Regions from separate parts of the Homo sapiens genome. Here regions 2, 3 and 4 are each linked to region 1. The links are chromatin loops, found by intact Hi-C in ENCODE. Cell type or tissue: endothelial cell of umbilical vein. All regions are shown on one strand.

Region 1 (5,000 bases):
TGGCAACGGGCTGTCAGAGTGGACCAGTACTCTGAAGAGGAAAAAATTATCTGTGTGAAGAAACATGGATTCACTTCAAACCTGTCCTTTCCGAGCTACACTGAGTAAACTGGGACAGCTTCCGGTCCTCCATCCAGGTCACAACCCCACCCCCACAGTCCTCTGGGTAAACTCTGGTATGAAAAATTCATTTCGGATTTGACCAAGGAGCTCAGAAGTTTATGTGATGGGGAGCATAGACTATATCTTGGGAACAATTAGGTCTTCAAGAGGTCTCCATCCTCTGCCTACTTACAAACAGAACACAGCTCAGGTGAGCATCCTGGGAGACACCATTCCCAGTATGGGTTGTTTCAGCGATGGGACATAAGATGTTTGGAATGGGCTACTTCTTGCCATTAGTTCACCTGACATACCAAATATGATCAATATCAAGATTAAAAAAATGAGCATGACAACATATCCCCAAGATGTGGATTTTCAAGAAAAGGGCTCATGTACCTTCAGTCTTGGCCCTCAGCCAGGTCAAGAGTAGAGGAAAGGGTCAGAGGGACCAGCTTGGAGAGAGAATTAGAGAAGAGATTCCTTTGGAGAGAGCTGTTACAGCCCTCTCCCTTAGAGGGAGGCATGGAGGTGCTGCAGGAGAACGTGAAAAGATATTTCTTGCACGAGGGACCATAGAGAACTAGTCCTGAGTAATGTCTGGGAGAGCAGACCATGACTGGGTCCTGGCTCCTGCCCGCTGTGGGCAGAGGATGAGAGAGGAGTAACTTGCTGTCTAGGTTCAGGAACCAGGAGGTGTGCTGGGTGGGTTTGGAATGCATTCCCAGAGTTGTTCAAGGTCATTTCCTATGCACTAGATGTGGGACACACCAGAAAGAGAACCGTTCTGTGGGCCATCTTAGATCTTCTCTGAAAGTGCCTGTGAGAGAAGTGAAGGGATTTTCGCAGGAAGATTGGAAATGTGCTGCTCCTCAATGCCTCAAGTGGCTCCAGGAATGGCGACACATCTGTCAGGGTCAAGGTGACTGCAGGACAGAGGTCCCACAAAGGGACTTGGGAGCAACCCATGGCATGGCCCCTATGAGAAGAGTGCTGCTCTGGCTCACCCAGGGGATGCTTCCCTTGGCCAAAGACCAGACTCAAGTCAAATCTGTACTATTGCTTTACCTCTTCTCCTGCCCATGGCTTTAACTGTGTTGGATCTGAAACAGCAGAGAGAGAGAGAGTGGGGCAGGAGAGGTCCAGGACAGGAGAAGTCAACAGTGTATTATTATGCCATGAGTCATGCTTGTTCAACATACTGGTTATACAAACCAGAAAAGGTTTTGTCTGTTTTTCTTGGTTTGTTGACCTAATTACTAATACACATCTTTACTTTTCTCTTAGAGCCTGATCACATCCCTACCTTTCCATTCCTTCTTTCTGCATCTCATATTTTGTATACACTTCTATGATAGCACTCCATCTTGCATTATAACTGATTGCTTACCACTATTTCCATACTGAAAGATGTGTTCTTTGTGGCAGCAGCTGTATTTTATTTATGTTAATATTCTCTATATCCAGCTCAGTGATGCCATATGGTTGGTATGCAATCAATTCTTGTTAAATGAAAGACTAAATGAATATATGCATATTGATAGGAAGAACTTGGCAAAAGGGAGATATATTTAGGCCTTTTGAAGCTTCTTGAATCTCACCAGCTGGGCTGGGCTCATAGTTCCTGCTTGTAGTTCCATTCACATTCCCTAAAGACCTGGGTAGCTCTTTGAATATTTGGATTTGTTGAGGGGAATCCCAATTATACTCATTAGACAGCACATCCCTGAGGAGGGATGGAAACATTGAGAACACGCTCTCCATCAGGGTAAATAAAAGAAGGGAACTGAGCCACGCCTGTCCAATCTCAACAGAACCCTCTGTTGTACAGGAAACAGTGGAGAAATTGTTCATTTACATCTCATTCCTGATGGAAATATTCCAACTGCAAAGCCAGTGTCAGCTTTGATTTCCTGCCCTGAGAGGAGGCGCGGTCAAAAGGCACAAAGTGGGCTTGTGCAGTCAGAGGAATTAGGTTGGGTAAGAAGAGACTCTCACACTCCATCTTTGTTCAATGGTGGAACTTCTAGCTGGGGTGGTCAACCCAGCCCAGCCCAACCTTAGCCTTGGGGGCCTGTGAGGACTCCATTCTCTTAGAACCACAAGATATCAGGCGGAAGAGTGAAGGGCAGACCAGGCCTGAGGGTCAGTGCCCCAGTCCTTGGCTTGCTTCCTTGAAAAGAGCAAGCACTGAGAGGCCCTGGAGTTTTGGGAATCTGAGTGGCCAAGGGCAGGCAAACGAGAGGCCTATTCCAGGGCCTCCATTCCCAACCATTCCAGTTGCCTTGAAAAAGGAGGAATTCAAATAACCTGGAAAAGGCACTTACAGAGCAAAAGCACAGCCAGTTGCTATCTTACAGCTAATTTTAAAAATGTCCTTTTCTCTTGAAATTTCATCACCATGACTCATCGCACTGCAGGACAAAATTCTGAAGCTCTGAGTCAGACTGGGCACTGGGAGCTGAAGCTCAATGGGAGTTTTACCTAAATAAAGCCTGCAAGCCCAGCCTGCTGTGATACATGCTTAGAAATCTGCTGTTTCAGCAATGCACATGCCCTTGCACCTCTGCTGTTCATACAGTTGCCCACACCTTCCTTCTTCTCTTAGACATGAAGCCCCCCTCCCTTTTTTTCTGAACCTTCAGTTAGTGTGCTGTTATCTTCTGTGATAATTTAGTTCCTTTTCCATATCCAGTCTGCACTGCTATAGGTGCTTTGCTGATACTTGCTGCCTGAACAGGTGTGATGATAAAGCACACGTTTCAGAAAGAATCTAGGATCCTCTTCTCTAAATGCCAATCGAACTGATTGGTATTTAAATTTGGATCTTAGAATGTCAGAGTGGGAAGGAGCCTCATTCTCATGTTATCCACCCTCCCTGTCACTGTAGGTAAGAAATCCAAGACTCAGAGATATCGGCCAACTTGCCTGAGGTTAACACAGCCAGTCAGGATGAGAATCTAGACAAGAAGCCAGGGTCTGCTCATGTCTACATCTCTTTATTAGACTGTCTCTGTTTTTCTTTATTATATGTCCAGATTAATTCCTAAAAACCCACATCTGGGTATTGGAGGAGGGGGGTCATTTTTTGGGGACCTCTAGGAATGAGAATGGAAGGCAATGTTCAGGGCTGAACACCTGCTCCTTGGTATCCCTTGAGCTGCAGTCTGGTGACCTGAGAAGGTGGTTGTTGCACCCATGAAGGCAAGAGACCTGGAGATAGGCCATAGGAGGAAAGGTGGGACTGGTAGGGAGTGGCCTGGAGGCTGAAGACATATTCTCTATTCAGGGATGGTGGCAGTGGCAGGTTAATCAAAGCAACAGAGATGAGGAACTAGACCTATGGAAACTCTGGCTTGTCAACTGTCCTGGGACACATGGTGGGTATGGCTGTTATTGTAAATGAAGATGGGGGCCTGCAGTCAGATGGTAAGGTGGCTCTTGCATCAGGCTGTTGAAATCAGAATTTTGGGGGTTGCTACAGAGGCCCATTCACATGAGCTTAGGTGGAAAGAATCATTGTAAGAATATGGAGACCTCACAGGAAGCCAAGGATAGGTGCCATAGTGCAGCCAGGACCCCTTGGGCCTAAAATCAAGACTCTGTCAGGAGCCAAGGTGGCTAGCTCTAGGCTCCATTCTCTTTGGCTCTGTGTCTCTGTCTCCGATCCCTCTCACCCTCTGTCTCTTGGTGCCTTGTCTTCCCTTTTCTCCTGCCTGCAGTGCTCCTCACTGTAGTTTGCCCATGGCTCAGAATGGCTGCCCCTGTATTGAGTCCATCTCATTAACCTTTGGCTTCATAGCTAACTGGCTATGATTTTTCCAGACTCTAAAATCGTAAGAGAGGAACAAAATTGGCCCCGATCTCATATTTGGTTCTGGTCACAGACATCCCAGTTCTCCCCATGGATTAGCTGTTTATGTCAGATGTCCAATCAACTGTGGCTGTAGGGTTAGGGTCTCCAGGGCACAGCGTGTCAGTAGGGAATGGAGGAAGTTTAGACCATGGAGACACAGATTCCAGCTCTGCCATTTATAGGATCTGTGACTTTGGTCAATGCTCCTTACTTCTCTGAGCCTTAAGTTCCTACTCATCTGTAAAATAATACCAACTTCACAAGGTTGTAATTGCCTGTTGGGTTCTTCCTGCCCTCTGCACAGTCAAAATCTGTTCACTGAGGTTGGGGCATTGCAGTAGAGAAAGAGTTTAATCGACACAAGGCCAGCCCATACAGGAGAACTGGAATTCTCACTCAATTCAGTCTCCTTGAAGGCTCAGAGCTTAGGGGTTTTATGCACAAGTTGGTGGGTAGGGGGCTGGGAAATGGGTGCTGCTTATTGGTTGGGGTTGAAAGAGTAGAGGTGTGGAAAATGGTCCTCATGCAGTGAGTTTGCCTCTGGGTAGAGCCACAGGATTAGCTGAGTCATGAGTCAGAGTCCAGGAGGGGTCAGTCTGAAAGATATCTCAAAAAATCAATTTTAGGTTCTACAATAGTGACACTATCTATAGAAGCAATTAGGGAAGCCACAAATTTTATAACCTCTGGCCACATGACTCCTGAGCGGTAAGGGATTATAGAAACTATGCCAACACTTTAGCAGAATTCGGGCCCTTCCCAGAATCCTATTCTAGTTTACAAAGATAGTTTTCGAAAATAAAATAAAATAAAATAAAAACCCCACAAAGGGAGTTTTCAGTCCCCGAGCAAGGAAAGAGTTCATTTTAGGGAGGGACTATTATCATCCTTGCTTTTCAGTTAACCATAAACTAAATTCTACCCAAGGTTATCTTGGCCTATGCCCAGGAATGACCAAGGACAAGTTGGAGGTCAGAAGCAAGATGGAGACAACTATTTTAGATTTCTCTTACTGTTGTAAGTTTGCAAAGGTGGTTTCAAG
Region 2 (5,000 bases), 130 kb after region 1:
TCTGGCCAACAGTTGGTGCTGTTTTGTTCAGCAAAACACTTATCACCTATTTGTTGTCAGCCAGTCACTGACTGGGTCTTGAGTTGCAACAAGTCCTCATTGTTTCTCCCAAAGCTCAAAAGCAAATACTCTGTCAGTTATTGTTCATGCTTGTGAGCACAGACCCTGCCCCCCCGCCACCCCCTATTGCAGCAATCTGCCTTTGAGTAGAAGACAAGAGCCACCCCCCAACCCCACAGCCCAAAAGAGAACTACAGGGTGCCAATAGATTCATGCATGCACAGCCACCCTGAGCAGCAAGGGATGTGAGTCGCTCAGGCTGGGCTTCCCAGGGGCCTTGGAATGGAAAGTGGAATCTCCTGCTGCTGCACCTTCTACCTTTGTGCACGGCATCACTCCCATGGCATATGCACTGATTTCCACATTTGCTAAATTTTTAGCACTATCCTCCCCATAATATCTAGGCTCAACTTAAATGCCCCTTTCTCCATGAAATATCAGGAGTAATGGTTCTTTCCTTTGAGGTCTCAAGGTATTTAGTTTCTGCTTGCAGATCACTTTATTATAAAGTATTTCAGACACAGGAAAAAATATAACGATAATATGAAAAATATCCATATACCAATCATCTAGTTTTTTAAATGAAACATTATAAATACATCTGCTGCCCCCTCTATTCATCTCTCTGGTCATGTTCCTTTCATCACCCCTAATGTAATCACTGTCATAAATTTGGTGTTTAATGATTCCCTTGCATGTTTTTACACTTCTACTACACATGGAGGCATTCTTAAAGTATAGCCTTTTGGCATATGTTTAAACATGTTAGACATTATATGAAATGTATGTAGCCTTCCTCAACTTCCTGACTTCTAGGATGGGTCTGATGATAGTTTATACCCTTGAAGGGTTGTGAGGACTAAATGGGTTAACAAATGCAGAGCGCATAAAGAAATGCCTGGTGCATAATGTGTTGAGTAAGTGTTAGCTATTATTATCATTATATTTATATATAATTTTGCTTACTGTGTTTCTAGAGTTATCCATTTTATACATTTGGTTTTAGACCATTTATTTAGCATTCCATCACATCAGTAAACTGAAACTTACTTCTCCATGCCTATGTCGAAGAACATTTAAGTTGTTCCCAATTTTTTGCTATTACAATTTTGTAATCAATATTCTTGTACATGTCTTTGTAAACATGGGCAAGTTTTCTGGCTTAAGAGTGCAGCATTGCTGATATATATTCTTCAGTATGTTTTAACTCACTTCTGACTAGTATACTAGGGTTTGGTTAGGGGTGTGTGTGTGTGCATGCATACATATATGCACACTTATGATTCATAGCAGATTGTAAGCTCCTTGAAGACAGGCCTAATTCAATCATTCACTGATTCATTTAGCAAATATTCATTTGGCACCCAGTATAGGCAGTGTACAGGTCTAGGTGACAGGATGCAAAGATTAAATGGCACAGGCTATCTCCCAGAGCTTTTTCTGCTCTGGAAGACATACTCAGGACACATGTAGTCAGAATCATGGTCATTTCAGAGGGTAAGGGACTTGGTTTTCACTGAATATTCATGATGGACCAGGCACTGTATATACACTGTCAATCAACCACACATTAATGGCACCACTTACTACTTGGGTACCTGGGACTACTCATTAATCTTGCTGAGTCCTGCACCTCTGATGAGAAAGCACTATTTTATTGTGTTTAAGAGAATAAACCTGAGTTCAAATCCAGGCATCACTACATGTCAGCTGCATGACCTTGTATGAAGGATTTAACTTCTCTAAGTTCTTGCTTCCTGGTCTGTAAAATGGTGCTAACTATAGAATCTATCTAAAAGGGATTTATGAAGATTACATGAGAAAAATGCCAGTAAAGTGTTTACACAGTGCCTGACACATAAGAGCTCAATCATTGGTGGCTATAATCACGATCATGTCAATTGTTATCCATTATCCAAAAAAATACGTGCCTTTTTAGAAGTAAGTATATCTGGGAAGTCATTATGGAATTTTTACTTTCTTCATTGCACCAAGACTTACCAGTGAATTATCTTATATACCAGTTAATTATCTGATATACCAGTTACTACCTCTTCTATATGAATGCATATTCACAATGTATTTCATCTCAGCCTTACTGTATTTAGAGAATAGTAAAGTTTTACTTTATTTTTAATTTTTTCAACCAACAGATTTTGCTCTAATTAACAGAAAGAACCGATAACTCCTTGTATTCATCTTGACTGCCCTCTGGACATGGGCAGGTTTCCAAGCCCACAAGTTCTGCCAGCAGCTGCACACTTTAACCTCTAGAGGGAGCTGAGAGGGAATTTGAGTCCATTGCTCTGACTGAGCAAAACGGCATTTAAATTACACCTGAAAACATCACTATCCACTATTGAGAGTGCATCCTCAGAGAAAAATCCTGGGATCATTTCCCCGAATCGATTCAACATTGCCCAGATTGCTTCCATCTCATGCATACTTTGTTTTAGTAGAAATGGGCTTCATTACAGAGTGGTCTCCAGCTCCCCATAGTGGCCCCTCCTAGTAATTTTTTCTAAATTAAGCAAGCGTGCGTGGACTCAAGAGGTACACGGCAGTATTTCTTGGCTGCTTCTTTCTCCCTCTGCAAGAAACAGGAATAACATTTCATAAATAATGAGCTGCAGCTGAACTTTAATCTGCTAGATCCATTTAAAAATGTTTGGAACCTTCCCTGTCTCTCTAAGAATTACCTTCTGGATTTTTCTGGCTTTGTTTTTTGGTTTCTTTTGCATTGTAACCTTATATTAAGGAGTATGCTGCTTATGTTTAAATTAATCAATTCTGAAATAAAATGTATTTACTTTCTCCCCAAACAGTAGCCTGGTGCCAAGCATGTGGGAAATACCTCATAGGTACTTCTGGCACCCAGGGGAGACATGGCATGATCTGTGTCCCAACATGCCAGAAAGAATGATTCCAGGGCCCCATTCTGTTTCTGAAGGTCAAAAGGCAGATAAGTGCCCCCCCAATATCTGAAGGTCTATCATGTCGAACGGGGAGTAGGCGTATTCTGCATGGCTCCAGAGTCCGACCAAGGACGTATAAGAGAGTTCACTGCGAGATCAACTTTTGCTCAATGTAAAATATGTGTATATAATATATATATATATATATTTCTTTTAAAAAAAACACCGACTTCCCTATCTCTAGATGTGATCTATTGGAAGCTGAAAAAAAACAACAAAAACCATCTATCAAAGAGATTGCAGAAGGGAGTGGGAAGTACCTTCCCTCTTAAGTCCCCTCCCACTCTAAGATTCTGCAAGACTTTACAGGAAGGACTTACTCTCCTAGTTTGCCTTTTTTCTGATGATATTCACCAGGCTCTATTTGGATATTTTCCCCTGAAGTTTAAAAAAAAAAAAAAAAAAAAACTATGCCTCTCAACTCATTGTATGTATATGGGGCTATGAATCAGAGAGGAAGAAATGACCACCAATGAGTATGGTGGGAAAAGGGAGGGAGAAAGGGGTTAGGGAAAATTTTGCATGCCTGAGAACATTGAAGGATGAGAGGAGTTAAAGTTCAGCCCCGCCAGTATGTCTGAAATATCCCAGTTACAGCCAGGATATCCCAAATAAGAAGTAGCACCATCACATTTGCAAGTTAGAAAGATCACTCAGAGGAGAGAACAGATTGGTAGATTTCTTCATGGCTGTGAATGTGTTAAGTTGATGGAATTGTTTCAGGAAGCAGTGCTGCACTTAGTCATAAACTCAGCTATGAAAATAAGCCTGTACCTCTATCCAGATCAACAACAGTGACAACAACAACAATAACAAAACCCACAATGTGTCAATGAAAATCAGGCTGTTGGTTTACAAGAAATGTAACTCTATCTCCTCCTGTTGGTGCTTGTTGTTGGTTTTCAGGAAAAGCCTAGTTTGGCATTGAATCCTGAATGAATTTGCTGAAAACAGCAACCTCACATATTTACATTTGTTTCTCCTGGTGACACATGGATTAGAAAAAGAAGTAGGAATGATTAAAACAGGAAGGGTAAGCATTAGTTAACCCACAGCCAGATTTTCAAGACAAATAACATCTAAATCAATACCAATCAACCAACCAAAGACACCACATCCCTCCACTGAAATTCCTCCACTTTTCTGTACTGGGAGAGTTATAAGCACCATGGACTATTGGTCACTTCCCAGTATGCAATGAAGGATTTTCCCATTATGCCCATGTAAGAACATGAGTCCTGATCAGCATCTGGTGAACATCACTCACTGGGGTTGTCAGAAATATTTTGGAAGACTGTCAAGCTCATGGGGCCAAGGGGGATACCTGGTGGAATGTGAGAGCACTAAAAGGGCCCTGAAAACAGCTTCGCTGCAGGCAGACCACTAATTGATTCTTTAGGGTCAGGGCCAGTGTTCTGAGTGGCACTTGTGTGTGTGGCTCTAAGTGGCCAGAGACGCACCCATCTCTCTGCTGTCCACAACAGACTACCCTGATGAGGCACGTCCCTGAGATATTTCCCCAACTGCAGCTCAGCACAGTATGGCAAAGGCCCAGGAGGGAAATAGTGTACATGGAGCCAGGTATGTGACCATCACAGGTGACCTCTCCGAGCCTCAGTATTCTCATTTATAAAATTAATCCTCATCCAACTTACAAAATTGCTGTCACAATCCCATTATATAGTAGAGATCAATGGATAAATTGACCATTGCTATGTAAGGGTCACATGATATTGTTGTTATTCTCAAGTAAGCTGTGGTAGCTTTGGGGAGGGAGGAGGGGTGGAGTCTTCTCTCTGCAACACAGGGTGAACTCCCAGATACTTCACTAGAAGGGATGCACACAGCCTCCAGAAGCTTTTAGAAAATGGCTGTAGTGGAGAAATAGTCAGATTTTTCTGGGCACTTGTGGGAGGCCCATGGGACTTGGGGTGAGGTTGGGGGTAGGCAAACTTAGAGAACAGA
Region 3 (5,000 bases), 280 kb after region 1:
ACACTGGACACCTGCCCCTGCAGCCTCTCTGTTATCCAGGTCATCATTCATGTACAGCTGACCCTTGAACAAAGGTGGTGGTTACAGGTGCCAATGCCCCACACAGTCAAAAATCTGCATAACTTTTGCCTCTCCAGAAACTTAGCTACTAATAGCCTACTGTTGACCAGAAGCCTTACTAATAACATCAGTAGTGGATTAACACATAAATAGACTAGTATCTATCCCTATTTTATGTATGCATGACATACCTAACTTCTTAATTTTTTTGATATTTCTAGGCTACACAGTTCATCTGTGAGTGTTCGCAAATTGTTACAAACCTCCAAAATTTTAAAAAATATATGTATTGAAAAAATCTGCATATAAGTGGACTCACACAGCTCAACCCCATGTTGTTCAAGGATTGACTGTGCTCACATATAAATGCACCTCTACATGTGCTCATACATATTCACATGTGTACCCCACATGCAGACACATGGAGCTGTTTGTTTTTAATTAAATCAATCCATTTGTTTACATTCATTGGTTTTTGTGTCTTGCCTCTATAGCCAATTTTGCTCCCAGGCAAAACCAAGTGGGATGGTTTTCTGGGTCCCAGAGCAAAGAGAAGAAGGACTTCCCATTCTTTTCTCAGAAATTCAAGACTAAAGCCATCAATCTAGAACTCATGAGGACAGCTGGCAAATAGTGCTGGAATGGCAGGAGCCCTGTAAGAACCAGCCTTTGATCAGCTCAGCCTGATGTTTAGGTGTGACCATATCATTAACAACCATAAAGAGGTGGGCAGGAGCATGCGCCACCCAGATCCTCCTTCAAGGAAAGACTTGTTGCCCAGCTGACAGCAAGGCTGTCAGCACATCATGCAGAGCCTCAGAGAGAGAGAGCCACCTCGCCATCCCACCAGGGCCTGGCCTCACCCAGTGATGAGGGAATATGAAGGCTTAACTATTTTAGCCCAGTGCAGGACAACTCAAGCTCCCCATGGAGCTGGCTGAGGCTTTGGGGCCTGCATCACAGCTCAACTTCCCTCTCAACTCATTCTGCTTCCTTCCCTTCCTTCCCACAAGGGCACTTCCTAAAAACATCCTGAACACTCCAATATAACTCAGAATCTTCTTCCAGGGGACCCAAACTGTACCAAATAACATTTTGCATGCACACAGAACTTAAGGTTGAAAGTGCTTTTCATCCTCACTATCTTACAAGTGCCTGGCAACATCCCCCCCTCCCTCACTGGGGGACAAACACAGCTGTCCCACGTCACTAATGAGGAAACTGAAGCCCAGGGGGTTAAAGCTTGCTCACGGCCACACAGCCAGACAAAAGACACAAAGCTGGAACTGGAACCCCATTATGTCTGATTTGGAATTCTCCACTCTCTCCATGGCATCAGGCTGCCTGTTGCTCCTGCACGTGTGAAGTGGTGGAGGGTATCTTCTCGTTAAGGATGAAATTCCAGACCCTGCTGAAACAGTGTGGGTGTCACTGCTCCCTGGCATCCTGCTGCTGTCATCCTGCCCTCCCCATCGTTCCCATTCCTTCCTCTAACTCCTACAGAATGCAGACCTGAAGATGAGGCCCACAGTCACAAGCTGGTTAGGGATGGGTCCAGGCCAGAAGCCTGTGATGTGTGTTCTCATTGTTAAGCAGACAATGAGAAGACTGGTAAGGAATTCCAGGACTAATGAGCCAACATGGCAGATACAGCCCATGCTGCAATGGTCCCCCTTTATCTCCAAATACAAAGTAAGGAGCAATGCCACTTAAGACTACAAGCCATGCTCATAATGGGAGAGGAGCATCTCCATGCACAGAACCACAGAGGGTTGGGAGTGAAGGGGTGAGAGGGAGTGTGGGAAGGAGGAGGAAGCGATGCAGAATCATAGTTGTAAACAGAAACCAAATCACACCACACGTGGGAGCTGGAGACAGATTCTCAGAATCTTCTTGGGAACCACACATGGAGGGGGCTGGAATCGAGCAACCCACATGAAAATGAGACTAGGGTCATGCTACCTACTCTGAACACCAGCCTAGCCTCACATCCTCAGTGGATAGATAGAATTCAATCCTCGGGAGCCCCACTCTACTGATCTCCCAGAGGGCAGGGCCATGCCTGGTGCAGAGCAGGAGCCTAGGGCACATTATTTGACTGTCTCCCAACCAGTCCCACTGTACCATGTGCTCAGAATCACTGACCCCAAGGGGCTGGGCCTCTGAAGCCCGAGCACTTGAAGGGAAGAGAGCTCCCCAGGGCTTCTCATCATCTCTGCCTCCCACCCCAGCTCAGACCCACATAAAGCCTTGGCCCAGGCCCAGGCTGGTCCTTGGTGATCAGAGCTGCCAATGCACTGACTCATTGCTGGCAGCCTCTCAGGAATTTTGGAAAAGGCAGAGGCTCAGGTGACTTTTGTTGTTTCAGCTGGGACCAGAGAAGCATCTCTGCTCTTAGGGAGGAAAGAAAGGCCTAGAAGGGGAAAGGCAGTGGGAATGGTCACACTGGGGACAGGGGAAGGAAGGAGAGCCACACAAGGGGCCAGGTCCAGGGTGCTGCTGACCCAGTTTCCGTGGGTCCCTGGCCTCCACCTGCAAGCTGACCACACAGCATGGCTGGAGCCAGGAAAGCCCCACTGGCTCATCAGCTCTGCAGCTTCCTCCACCTGGCCAGCCTTCCCTGGACCTGCATTGTCCACCAATCCTGCTAAATCTCCAGGCCAGACGCCCATAAAGGCTCCTGTGTGTTATGTCAGGCTATTAGCACCCCCTGTGAGTCCAATGCTTAACAATCAGACATTTCACCAAGACAAGCCTAGGTCTGAATCCCCATTTTCCTGCTTTGTGGCTTTGGACAAGTGGCTGAAATTCTCGGTACCTTCCTTTCCTTATCTGTAAAATGGACTTAACAGTTTTAACAGCCACAACTGCTCATCAGCTAGTACCACCAGAATGGTCAGGGTTTTTTTATAAGGCCAGCATCTGTTATGGTTGGTTGCAGCCTATGCCAATTCCTTGCTAAGTATTTCCAACACCCGTTTATGGCACTGAATTGTTGTAAGGATTGAAGTGATGTATAGGTAGGGACAGGCATGTAGCAGTACTCAGTTCATGGTACCTATTACTATAATCTCTGATGCCTAATAGGCTCGTGACACACAGATACGGGAGGGAAGAAGGAAAGAGGAGACTTAAGGCAGAGATTTTGATGGAGGTGAGGAGAGGGCCACATGTGAGCACAGGACTGGGGAACTCTGGGGAGAAGAGAAGCAGGGCCCCATCTCACTTTTCTCCCCTTTCCCACATATTCCCTATTATTCCAGCCCATTGTATTAGTCACTCTTCTGTGAGTTTTCTGCCAACTCCATGATTTTGAATGTGCTGGTCCCTCTGCCTAGAATTCTCTTCCTGTTCTTCACTACTTTCTGTTTGTCCATAAAGGCTCATTTCACTTCCCCCAGGATAATGCATCCAGGGCCAAGCCACAGACTCTAAATGATCCCACTCTTCCCCAGGATCTGGGAGTGACACTGGACGGTGGTCACCCACTTTACAGAAGGCTTCAAAGTGAGCCAGGGGTAGGGTTCTCAGCCAAGAAATGCAAAATACATCCCTGGAAGATAATGACCTTGTTGGAGAGGGAAGGTGTGGGGGACTTTGCACAGGCTTCAGATGCCACAATAGGGAAGAGGCAGACAGGCAGGAATGGCTGGCTCATCTCTGAAGACCGTGCAGCTCGTTTGTCTTGTTTACAAGATGCCAGGGATTATTTCCAGCTGTCGGGGGTCAACTGCCCTCTCTCTCACCCACCACCACCACTACACACACTGAGTAGCAGTTCTAGGCCTTTCCTTGATCTCTCCCCCTGCCATGAAACTTCCCCTGGTCTCTTTAACCTTTTCTCTCCTCTGTTCCCAAAGCCTTCCTTTTCACTAAGTCCTGTATTCTGAGGCTGTTCTTCACTTCCAGGGCTGTTCCTAGTCCTGAAGTTCATGTGGATCTCATGTATCTGGCTCCTCCGAGATCTCCCCTTTTAGCTGTTGCAACAGCCGAACCTCCAGAGAAGCCAAGAAGATGATCATCATTCCTTCTGGTTCTTTCCAAATTGTGGCAAAACAGGCCTAACCCTATCTTCTCCATTGGCCAGAGAAGTGCCCTCTAGAGAGTCCAGGAGCTCCAGAAAATTCCCTTATGACACAAAATTGCACTGAAGTAATGTAGAAAGCCTTTGCTTGGTGTCCAATAAAGGGGAATCTGAATTTTTGGAACACTTATGCTAGCAACTCCTTGAGAGTTTTATTTGAGAACAAGACTTTTATTTGTCTTTATTTATTCAAGGCCTAGCCCAGAGAAGGCCCAGAACAAACACTCAGCACATACTAATGAATAAATGAATGGCAGTATCTACTGTAGAAAGGTAATTCTTATGGATCGTGGAAGCAGGTGTGGCCTCATAGCAGAGGTTGTTCTGTCCCAATAGGGATCCAGGCCTCCAAAGCCACCGTGGCCAGACCCTGACAGAGCCTAACTCTTTCTGTCCTTCTTGCTGCCTGGGTCAGAAGTTTTCCCTTACCTGATAAAGCAGTAAATTCTTTCCTCCAATAATCTATTGTTCAGCATGGCAACTCCTTTAACTTTGTCAAATCTGACTATTAAAAGCAGAAACTACATTTTCAGCATGTCCTTTTGTGCTATTTCCTGAAGCTACAACCTCAAGTACTCAGTTTGCAGGAAATGTAATTATGGAAATCTCCCTCTGGAAAAAAAAACTTCTTTTTCTTTTACCATGAATAGGAACAACCTGCCACACTTTCAGCTGCCCATGGCATTTATGGGCACAAGTCATGTTCCAGCACATCCCTGGACCCATGGGCTTCTCAGAGTGGTTACCTCGAAACAGCTAAGTAGCTTCCTTTCCAGTTTTAAACCCCTAGTGCATAGCCCAAGAGCACCCCAAAAATGCAGGTTAATGATGGAGATAACTTTATTTGCCAAATTTT
Region 4 (5,000 bases), 260 kb after region 1:
AGCTGGTCAAGCCAGAGTTTCAGCAGCTCAGTGGGCCTCTGAAGACAAAGCATGTTCCCCTCTCACTTGCAAATCTCCAGCCTTCTTGCTGCCTGAAGATTGCACAGGTTTGGCAGAGATGGCCTGCCCATCCTTGGCAAAGTGCTCCCTTGTCCAAGCTCAGCTTCTCCAACCAGAACAGTGGGCTGGAGCCCACAAACTCTGCACAAAGTCTCATCTGGGTGGGCTTCAGGGGTGGGCAAACTGTAATTTGACCTTTGACCCCTCCACTTTTCAGATATGTGACCTTGGGCAGGTTACTAAACTTTTCTGGGTTTCCTTATCTGGAGATAAGAAAAGAGTTTTGTTGGTGTTGTGTTTTGTTTTTTAAGATGAGAGCAAAATAATATTGTGGTTATATAAGGTGGAAATGATCCTGTCAAAAGACAAAATGAATGATGGACTGTAGGATGGGGGGAAAAAGTCCTTGAGTAAGCAAGCAGGAAAAAGGATCCAGTGCACACCTGAAGAGCTTAGTCTTGGAGCACAGAAAATCATCCACAGGGAGAAAGGGAAGGCAGAGTACTGGGCACTGATGGGGCAGGTGGGTAGATGTGGTGGTGGGAGCGAGGGGGAGTCCCATCTGCTTGAAGACAAGGACATCAGCATAGAGTGAGGATGGGGAGGTTTAAGGATAGAGGAAGTGGGACCTAGTTATCTAGGAGAGTGGGAGAATGTCCAGACTGGGAAGCTGGATCATGATCACTGGGCAGCTCTCTGGGCCCCCTTGGGGTTACTGTTTATGAATTTAACTTAAGCTAGTTAACCTGTTTCTTGCTTCCTCAAGCCAGGTTCAACTGTCTGGGTCCAAGGGCAGGAAGACGAAGAGAGCAGGGTGTAATCAGGGTTGGGGATTTTGCCAGGCAAGAGAAAACGGGAAAGAGCAAGGAGTTGAGAGTCTATTCAAGGGAATGATTATAATTGTATCATGAGCTCTAGGCTGGGTAAAAGGGGAGAGAATGGGAGGACGTGGTAAAGGGGAGGGACAAGGGACAGTGAAAGGGTGATCAATGGATAGTAAGTCCTGGTGAGGTTTAGAAACTGTTGAGTTGGATAGTACGTGGAATAAGCTGGAAAGAAAGGAGGTGGTGATCAGAAAGTTAGATGTTTGCAGCTAAGATTATGGAGGAAGGGCTGCTATTGGGATATGGCCACTAAATAAAGCAAATTCAAGGGTCAGCTGCATTAATAGAGGCATAGCATCTAGGACAAGGGAGGTGAATGTCACAATTCATTATCTCCATTTCAGAAATCCTGAATACCACATCCAGTGCTAGAGAAGCTACATTGAGGGTTAAAAATTACCTAAAGTGCCTTTGGAGTGCAATAACTACGATAGTGAAGAGAACCAAAAGCTGAGCCTGGTAGAGAGAAGACTCAGAGACTGCTCTGTCTATGTCAGGGACGTGCTAGTACCTCCAGATTCTAAAAGCTCTTCTTTCAGAAGAGAATTGGACTTGTTTGTATGTATCTACATGGAAAAGAACCAATTGGTGGAATGCTAAAGGAAGCACTTTTCAGCTCAAAATAAATCAGGGCTGTCTCACATTGCACTGGACTGTCTGTGGGAATGAGTTCCCTGTCACAGAAAGAGTTCAAGGATAGGTTGCATGGCTTATTTGTGGTGATATTATAGGAAGGAATTCAAGCATCAGATGTTCTTTAAGCTGCCTTCCCACCCCAGTATTCTATTCTAACCTCTTAAAAAAATCCTCTGTAGCCAACCGGATAGGTATTATTATTCCCATTTTATGCAAGAGAAAACTGAGACTCAGAGAGGCCAAGTTAGCTATCTCAGGTCACACAGTACCTGTCAGGACTACAAGCTGAACCCAGGACTACTGACTCCAAGTACAGACTCTTTCTACAATGCTGTGTCACCTGTGGATGAAAAGAGAAGGGAATGAAATTGGCTTTGAAAGCCCACTTTTTGCTTCCTGTTTCCAGGGCTCACTGCTTATCTAATGAGTCAGTAATCATTCTGTGATTCCCCACAGAAAAGTATTGCTATTCGTGTGAGAAGGTTAAATAAACTAGGATGTAAGAAGCTGTTCAAACTATCCTCAAAATCAGTTCACAGTTTTACAGACACACACACACAGGCAGTCCGGGAGCGGGGGGCGGGATCCTTGGGGAGGGGCATGCGTCAGCCAACAGGAATGTGTCATTAAACAGAAAACATGATGGATTGATGGTTGGTTGTTTTGACTTTCTAATAAGCTATAGCAGATGTTTCTGTGGATACTGTAGGTGGGGAATGAGCTGGTCTCCCCAAGCACTCTTGGGAATACAGTAGCTCCAAGACAGAATGCCCAGCCTGGGGGTGAGTCAGGAGTTCCAAAGTCAAACACAATGTATTTTAAGAAAGAACCTTGGGAAATGTTGACTCCTGCTTTCAACATCCTCATCTCTGTCCAAACATCCTGCTAATAAAAAGCTCCACCTTCCTACCCCTACCCACTAATGGGGATGTATGTTAAGATTTTTTGGCCTGAAATAAACTTACTATGGCTCAGTTCCTGCCGTGGAGCTTGGCCACTGAGGAGAACCTGCCAGGACAGAAGGAATCTCCATTTAGTCTGTGAACCACAGCAACAGACAGCTGGGAGTGTCCTTCTCAAAGCTGAGACAAAGACTGATGGCAAGGACTGATTGCCCCACTCTTCCCGCTCTTTCCCTGTCATGCAGTGGATGGGTGCATTGTACCCGGGCACCACCTCCTGCTGTCACGAGTTTTCCCTGATGGTTTCCATTCACATTTTTCATTTCTGTTACTTACAGTAGCAAGGATGGGAGTTGACTGTGTTCTGAGTTTGCACCTGGAGCCCTAACTCTGTCTGATAATTGGCCTGGGCTGGACAGAAACTTGATGTCAGCAGCAGCTTTGGCCTTTAGGCAGGCCAGGAAAGGAAATCACCCGCTTCTTCCCTAGTTCCCAAACCCTAAATACAGGGATTCTTAAGCTGCTTAGATGAGAGTGTTAAAGAAGGGAAATAATAAATAAACCTTTTTAAAAAGTCATCTACTTTTTAGCTCTAGGAAAATTTTTTTTTTAGTCTCTCCATTTTGTTGTCTCTGTGCATTCATTCATTCATTCTCTCTCTCTCTTTCCCCTCACCATAATCACACACACACACGTAATCCCTGAGATACACACCATATTGGAAATCACAATTTCTCTATTAGTGCTCTTTGTAGAAACTTCTAGTTTTCAGAGAAATTCAGACAGCCCTTGGCCTCTCTGATATCTGGAGCCAGTTACCACAGGCCCACTCCTTAATGTTACCTTCCACACTTGATGTGAGCCCCTGTCCTTCCAGAGCCAACCCCGCTTGCTCCAGCATTCATTCTCTGTGTCACTTCAACCTAAATGGGACTCCTCCCATTCCATCTCTCCTCTGCTACTCATCCCACTTGTTTCTACCTTTACATTTGGACGGCTACCCTAAAGGTTTCTGTTCAAATATACGTACTGTCAAAATGACTAGATGTCTCTACTGTGCCCTGATCAGATTTACAGGGATCAAAGGAATTGTTACTTGTCGGGCCTTTGTGCAGAGCAGAGCACCAAAGTTAAAGCTAAAAACAAGGAGATAAGATTCCAAGACTGTTCACTTGCCTCTTGATCTGTGGTGTCAAGGAACACATCTGTTTCTTTTGCTGTGTTAAAAAACCATCCTAAATCTTACTGGCTTAACATTTTATTTGCTCTTGATTCTTGGAAGCTGAACTGACTCAGCTGGAGTGATTCTTCTCCTGGTCTTGCCAATGGTCACACATATGGCTGCTTTCAGCTGGCTAACTAGCTGGGAGCGGGCTCAGCTGGGACACTGGAAAGGTTGGGCTCCTCTGTTTTTCCATTGAGTCTTAGGGTCTCTCCTTCTTCACATGGCCTCTTCTCTTCACAGGATAGCTGAACGTTTTACATGATAGTCTAGGGCTCCTAAGAACACAAGAGTGGAAGCTGCCAGGCCTTCTTAAGGATGAGACCTGGAACTGGAACAGTCTAACTTCCACCACATTATACTGGTTGAAGCAAATCATAGGTCCATACTAGATTCCAAGGGAGGAGGTTATACAAGGAAATAAATACTAGGAGGTATGGTGCATTGGGGGCCACCAATGTCAGAGACTGCCACACCCTATCTAGCCTGGGTAGGATGAGGAATGGGGCAGCCCTCACTATAGGAAGGCGTGAGAAAAGAATAACTCAGTTACACAGATAAGCAGGGGAATGGTATATAAAATCAATGAGCATGTCTACCTAGTACCTGCTGTACACCAGACACTGAGCCAGGCATAGTGAGCAATACACAGAGAAATAAACAGTCCTCCTCTCAGAGAGCTACATAGTCAAAAACATTTCGTATGTATCTATTGAAGTTTAGATAACCTGAGACTCTACACTTTCTTAGCCTCTAAGTGTCTGTGTAAGTCTGGAGCTCAAGAAGAGTTCTGGTGCAGAAACATAAAGTTGGGAGTTGCCAACCCATAGATAGTATTAATATCAAGGGAATGATTGAGATTTCCCAAAGAGAAGAGAATATGACTCACCATGGTTTTCTGAACTGTGTCCTATGGATAACTGCAAGTCAAAGTGCTCAACAAATTTTAGGACTAGACTAGGATATTGTTGGTAAGAATGGCAAGGAGGGTAAAAGGTTTCATTCCTTGTGCCAGCTCTGATTGCTTAGGACTCTGAACCTCTCTGGGTTCAACAGGGATGAGCATCATGGTTGATTAGCAATGTCTGCCCTGAGCATGGAATAAGGGGTGGCAGCAGTGTGCTATCCTTTGCCCCCTTTGGAGCTGTGAGGAGCCTTGTGACCTAAGCATCTGTGACTCTGTGAGCACTCATGCCAGCTGATCCTGCAACTCCCACAACTAAATAGCAACTCCGAGGCTAAAGGAGGCTCTGGGTTATTTTTCTCCAGGTGTTCAGGATATTTCAAGAGCTAAAG

What was found. A loop is a pair of places that touch in the nucleus more often than their neighbours do. Peaks named below come from ENCODE experiments on the same cell type or tissue, not always from the same donor. Only the 100,000 strongest peaks of a DNase experiment are listed, where the experiment ranks them.
Region 2: a loop joins it to region 1, with 7 times the contacts of the local background. A loop is called at or near these places in 8 of 110 quality-filtered maps.
Region 3: a loop joins it to region 1, with 10 times the contacts of the local background. A loop is called at or near these places in 9 of 110 quality-filtered maps.
Region 4: it touches region 1 in a loop (4-fold over the local background); 4 of 110 quality-filtered maps call a loop at or near these places.

Annotation. Positions count from the first base shown.
Region 1 is chr11:86,738,320-86,743,319 of GRCh38, reverse strand. No RefSeq gene overlaps it. Among named protein-coding and RNA genes, the nearest start is that of PRSS23, 60 kb to the left of the region's middle. RefSeq lists enhancers at 1,649-2,262, 2,399-2,693, 2,263-2,877. In endothelial cell of umbilical vein, no CTCF peak of the experiment used is centred here; DNase peaks (open chromatin) are centred at 1,279, 1,869 and 2,529; H3K27ac peaks cover 4,510 bases.
Region 2 is chr11:86,605,896-86,610,895 of GRCh38, reverse strand. The region is part of intron 2 of ME3 (malic enzyme 3); the gene reads left to right. Among named protein-coding and RNA genes, the nearest start is that of ME3, 64 kb to the left of the region's middle. In endothelial cell of umbilical vein, a CTCF peak has its summit at 2,340 (motif pointing right); DNase peaks (open chromatin) are centred at 2,335 and 3,635; H3K27ac peaks cover 3,085 bases.
Region 3 is chr11:86,457,554-86,462,553 of GRCh38, reverse strand. The region is part of intron 8 of ME3 (malic enzyme 3); the gene reads left to right. Among named protein-coding and RNA genes, the nearest start is that of CCDC81, 85 kb to the right of the region's middle. RefSeq lists an enhancer at 2,053-2,581. In endothelial cell of umbilical vein, no CTCF peak of the experiment used is centred here; DNase peaks (open chromatin) are centred at 1,793, 2,393 and 3,363; H3K27ac peaks cover 4,298 bases.
Region 4 is chr11:86,481,681-86,486,680 of GRCh38, reverse strand. The region is part of intron 7 of ME3 (malic enzyme 3); the gene reads left to right. Among named protein-coding and RNA genes, the nearest start is that of CCDC81, 110 kb to the right of the region's middle. RefSeq lists an enhancer at 2,020-2,314. In endothelial cell of umbilical vein, no CTCF peak of the experiment used is centred here; a DNase peak (open chromatin) is centred at 2,240; H3K27ac peaks cover 3,949 bases.